Regions from separate parts of the Homo sapiens genome. Here region 1 is linked to region 2. Evidence: chromatin contacts called from ENCODE Hi-C or POLR2A ChIA-PET data. All regions are on one chromosome and are shown on one strand. Each heading gives the region's core, a stretch centred on a gene start or an enhancer-like site at or near the end of the contact. The rest is flanking DNA. Distances are from core to core; before and after follow the strand shown.

What was found. Hi-C counts contacts between places; a loop is a spot of excess contacts on that map. ChIA-PET counts read pairs that join two places held with the same protein, here RNA polymerase II (POLR2A). Pooled maps may share reads with other maps.
Region 1: a map with no recorded cell type shows a loop between it and region 2 (4-fold over the local background). The contact joins the enhancer-like site here to the promoter of GFI1 in region 2. A Hi-C loop is called at or near these places in 5 of 37 single-sample maps with no recorded cell type and 3 of 50 pooled maps. POLR2A ChIA-PET finds 5 or more read pairs at or near these places in 1 of 52 experiments (GM12878).

Annotation. Positions count from the first base shown.
Region 1 is chr1:93,702,469-93,705,168 of GRCh38, reverse strand. LOC102723480 (a long non-coding RNA gene) reads right to left here. Exons shown (of 4, transcript XR_947602.3): 4 at 1,514-2,700. It also overlaps a transcript of BCAR3 not described here. Among named protein-coding and RNA genes, the nearest start is that of BCAR3, 22 kb to the right of the region's middle. RefSeq lists enhancers at 388-537, 1,168-1,247, 2,690-2,700. Within about 2 kb of position 1,333, at least 17 of the 41 ENCODE cell types and tissues checked have a DNase peak (open chromatin) inside an H3K27ac peak, as active enhancers do; they include GM12878, where a contact is called at or near this core.
Region 2 is chr1:92,485,481-92,488,180 of GRCh38, reverse strand. It overlaps GFI1 (growth factor independent 1 transcriptional repressor), which reads left to right and starts at 1,256. Exons shown (of 7, transcript NM_005263.5): 1 at 1,256-1,455. RefSeq lists enhancers at 1,050-1,099, 2,000-2,149, 2,072-2,672 and silencers at 1,220-1,429, 1,520-1,629, 2,250-2,299, 2,500-2,679.

The DNA.
Region 1 (2,700 bases), core at 84-2,583, 1.2 Mb before region 2:
TTGGGTTCCCACCTGGATCAGGACTCCACCCCCTTCTCCTAAACATGGAAACAACCCCGGGTGGAGCTAGAACCAGCTCAAGTCAGACCTCCCAGTCTAGGAAGATCATTGGTCTAACTTGATAACAATGTATAGAAAAGATGCTTTAAACAGAACTAGGTAAGGCTTGGCAAAAACTGGCTTTCCTGCAGCTAAATGCATGCTGACATGTACCTATTGAGTTTTGGAGCAACTAACTCTTAGGAATGTGTGTGTACTTTTGTCTTAGGAAAAAGACAAAACCTGCCATAGTCCTTGAAGGTAAGTAAACCATGAAAAATAGAAGTGCAATGTCTGATAGGCTTTTAAAAAGAAGAAGAATTGCTGCTCTCCTAGTTGGAGCCACAGTAATGTTATTACCTCGAATAATGAGGCAGTCCCCTGACTTGGCCTTCTACCATCTATTCTCCCCACCATGAACAGATGGATCACTTAAAAGTACAATAGATCATGCCACACTCCTGCCTAAAAACTTTCAAGGACTTCCTTTCACACCCTGATGGGGTCCACACTCCTCACAGGGCATTCATAATGCACCCCTGACTCTGGAGATGTGGTGAAGTGTAGTATAATAGCTAAGTGCTCCATGGCTATGGCACCAGCTGGAATCCTAGCTCTGTCCCTCACTAGCTGTGTAACTTTGGCCAAGTATCTCTACTTCTCTGTGTCTGTGTTTTCATTCGTAAAATGAGAATAGCAGTACCTACCTTATAGATGCATGTAATGAGCACCCAACAGCCATCACAGCTGTTTTTATTATTACTTTTGACCTCATCGTCTCTACTTTCCCCACCCCCACCTCATTACACTCCAGTCACACCAGACTTCTTTCTGTTCCTCAAATTTGCCAAACTTATGTCTAAATGTGGACTTTTGCCCTAGAGTGAGTGAAACTGTCTGCCCACACCCACTCCCACTCAGGCCTGTGAGCTGCTGGTTTCTTCTCATTTTCAGATTCCAAATGAAGGCACCTCCACAAAGAGGCCTTCTCTGACCACCTATTCCAAATCAGTCCTAAGTCTCTCACTAGCCCTGTGCTGCCCTATGGCAATTTCTGTGATGATGGAAATGTCCTATATACCACTAACCACTAGCCACATTGGCTATTCAGCACCTGAAATGTGGCTAGTGTGAATAACTGAATGTTTAATTTCACTTAATTTTAATTCATTTAGACTTAAATGTAAATAACCACATGTGGCTCCTGTATTAGATAGTCTGGCTGTAGCCATTACCTGACTCGTGCACTCGTCACTCCCTGGACTTGTCTTGCTGATTCATTTGTCTGTTGTTTGTCATTTGTCTGCCTCCCCCAACCAGACAGTAAGGTCAACAGAAGTGGCAGAGGGCCTTATGCACCTTGCTCACCGCTGTATCTCCCTGTGCCTAGGAGAATATCTGGGTCTTTGTGGGGCTCAATAATATTGTTGGATAAATAAATGAATGGGCATATAGAAGCACTCTGTAAACCAAATTACATAATATAAATGTAGTATATTATCATTATATGTGTATATAATTTGAAAGCCTGCAGGGTTATCTCTTTTTTTTTTTTTTCTTTTTAAGAGACAGGGTTTTGCTCTGTCACAGGCTGGAGTGTGGTGGCAAGATTATAGCTTGCTGCAGCCTCAAACTCCTAGGCTCAAGCAATCCGCTGGCCTTAGCCTCCCGAGTAGGTAGGACTACAGGAGTGTACCACGACACCTGCTAATTTTTTAAATAGAGACAGAGTCTTGCTTTGTTTCCCAGGCTGGTCTTGAACTCCTGCTTCAAGCATCCTTCTGCTTCAGCCTCCCAAAGTACTGGGATTACAGGTGTGAGCCACTGTGCCTGGCTGTGTTTCACTTTTTAAAAATCCCTAATACACACACAGCTGATCGTTAAATGTCAATAATTTTTAAAAGTTGTTTTCCTGTTTGGAGTGCATTTTTTATGTCTTCAAGTGAGACCCCTCACCACACAGGTAGTATATATGATAAGCAGTCCCTCTGGAAACCTAAGGAGGGCCTGGCCTGATCACAGTTCCAATTCCAGGCAACTTCTGAGCAGCTGTCTTTGAGTTAAGTAAAGCAGGACACACCTGTGAGCTCTTCTGCCTAGCACAGGCCGCGGTGGCCAGCCTTGGACCACAGAGGGCAGGCTCTCTTTGCTGGTCCCTGGGCTGTTCATCTGCTGCCCAGAGATCACTGTTCCAGGCTTGATCAGGATCAGGATCAGGTCTGAAGCCTCTGACATGCGTGGGCAGCTGCCATTCTATCATGAAAACATGAGTTTTCCTAAGGGGATTGCAGTATTCTGGAAATTAAAAACAAGGTAGGAGCAAGTCGTCTCCTTCCTGTGGGAGTAGCTGAAGCTCAGTTCTGAAATACAATGCCTGGCACTCCTGGGAGGGCTGGGACCTGGCCTGTTCCATGCCACTGGGCGGTGTGCGGTTTCCAAAGAGGGCTGGGGCTGTTATCTGACCTCCTGTCTTAATGAAGTGCTTTGGCTTCATGTCTGCCTCTGAGAGAGCTCTGTGACTGGAGCAGCAGAGTCAAATCGAAGACAGGGGACATCCCCCCAACCCCCATCCCCACCCCCACCTGGGCCTGAGCCCAGGAACTCCATGAGCACAGACTCACTGCCACTTCCATTGCTCAAAACCAGCTGCAGGGTCTGGGA
Region 2 (2,700 bases), core at 7-2,506:
TCAAGTTTTCTGAGACTTCAAACAGCAACACTCAACTAAACTATAAAATAGTCACAGCACCTTTTCGAGAAATTTTGACTTTGAACTTGCTAATATGCAAAGGAAATAGTCCAACCATTTCTCTAGAACTTGGTTGATAAGAAATTTTATTTTGTCCCATTTATAATTTTATTCTAAAAATTTGTTTTTTTCTGCTATCGAGTAGGAGAGAAGGGAATAAGGGAAAGATTTGTTTTTGCACTACTGTGAGATTTTTATACCTTAGGCCAGGACAAAGCACACAAGAAATAAAATATTAACAAAATGTCCTTAATTTTCCTTTCTGACCAAAATTGCTTGCCTCTGCATTTATATATAAAGAAGGGATGTGTTGAGCAAATGAAGGAGGACAGCTAGGCAGACAAGATTTGCCCAGCGCCTGGCATACAATAGGGGCACAGGTCATTGCTTAACAAAACGTATAATTTATTAATACATGCTCGAAGCACTGCTATACTAACCAAATATTCCCTGCAAAATTTTAAATTTACAGTGCAAAATAAGAATAATTTAAAAACTGTTTCTAGAAAAAGAGCTTTAAGGGCTTCCCCCCCCATAACAATTTAAGATTAACCTAGAACATGGTAGTTATTTTGCAAGAACTGGGGAGCACCACTCTCTTCTCCTTGTGCATGTCTGACATTGGAGGCCTATTGTGCACGAAGTTGTGATCAAAATCCAAGTCAATTCATTTTGAAAAGTAACATGACTACAACATCCATCCACTCCAATGAGCAAAGGGTGTAGGCTTTGAGTATACACAGCAGGCCACACACTATGGGTCATGGCATACAGTCTAGCGTTGGAGGTTGCTGCATTTGTTCATGTATCTATGAGTTAGGTTTTAAGTTTTTTCCCCCTGTTCTATTAATATAATTAATTAGTTAATTAACCCCACTCATTCATTTACTCAGTCCACAGCCTTTTGTTAAGAGCCCGCCTAGGACATAAAGATGAAGATCCAGTGCCTACCCTCATGAAACATAGAATCCGAGCGAAGAAGGCTTACTTTGCAATAGTCATCCAAGTGGTGCTTTTATGGCGCTTTACTGCTCCCGCCAACACCCAGTGCCTGGGTATGACCTCAGGCGGTGGCAGAGCCCGCGTGCGAGGTCCCGCTCTCCCTGGCTTGCCCCGGCAGGGCGGAGTCAGCCTAGCAGCCGCCGGCGCTGCCCCCGCGCGGCCTTTAATTTTGCAGCTCCGACCACCGGAAATTAGTCGAAGGCTGAGCGGACCCGGTCGAGAGCCGGCGAGCTCCGCGCAGGGAGGGTGCGCCCACCGGTCCCGCCGGGCGCCCGCGGGACGCGCCGCCAGGGCCCTCTCCGCCGGGGGCTCGGCGCTCGCCCACCTCTTCCAAATTTAACCATTACCTAAATCCGAAGGGAAATGAGCAAACCTCTCGGATTGGGTGTCAAGGTATTTTCAGCCTCGTTGGGCGTATTTATCCCCAAGTGTTTCCACAACAAGCTATTTCGGGGCCTGCGGGGCAGGTTTCGCTCTGCGGACGCCGTGGCCACTCGCCGGGCTCCAGGCCGGCGGCACCGCGGGCCGGTGATTCACGGTCCCGACCCGGGGGTGGTGCAGCCCTAGGAGGCGGCGGGGTCGGGGGTGGGGGGGGCGGGTGACCGAGGCCTGAGGGGCGGGGAGGGTCCTCGGAGCGGGGCGCCCCCCACCCCTCTCTCGCCAGTCAATCTGTGTCCTCAATCTGTGGCTTCTCTCGCTGCGGAAGTCTCCCTGGAGCCAAGAATAGTTCATTTTCTTTCAAGTCATTTCTAGTGCCTAAGTGTCCGGACCTCCAATTTCCCCCATCCCCTGCCGACCCACAGGGAGAGAACTGGGAGGACTACTAAGGGGCGCGCGGGACGGGCTGGAAAGGCCAGGCCCCCCACCGCCTGGCCACTTGCGCAAAGGAGCGCGCCCGGCCGCCCGACGGGGGTTGGGAGCAGGTCTGGGAGGGCTATGCGAGCGACTCAGTAACGCTCAGGAAGTGAAGCTTGTGGTTTTGGGGGCTGAGCTCGGAAGGAGAATTTTTTTTTTTTTTAAGTCAGAGAGATAGAGCGGTCTCTCCCGAAAGCAAGATTCCGTTTGAAAACTCTCCTAGCGCGGTGCCCGCGCCGTGACTCCGCAGGTAGGTCCGCCGAGCCTGTTCTGCGCCTCCTGCCCTGGTGGGGGCGGCCGCGGGGACTCGCAGAGCACTGGCACTGCGGGGGCGATCAGAGGGCGCGGGCGGTTTCCCACCTGCTGCGGACCGCCGTGCGGGAGCCCAGAGAGCTCCGGCAGCTGGGTTAGGGCGCGACCCGCGCAGTGTGACTGGAAATCTGGAGCTGGGGGCGCGCAGCAGGCGGTCTGGTGGTTCGGCAGGGGAGCCAAATCCACCAGGGAAGGAAACATCTGGTGGGGAGGCGGCGGCAGCTGCGCTCGGGAGGACGCCCCCTTAGCGCCCTCGGCTCCCTCCTTCCTGGGCCCGGACGGTGAGGAGAGGCCTGAGCGCGCGGAGGGGCCGCCCCACCTCCCGCGCCAGCTGCAGCGCGGGGTTGCCTTCCCACGCGCTCGGCCCAGGCCCCGGGGCCCCTATCTCCTCCAAACTCTGTCGCTCCCCACAGGAACCAGCAAAGCGGGCCGGGGTGCGAGAGAGGCGTGGGCTTACAGCCCGGGTGGGGA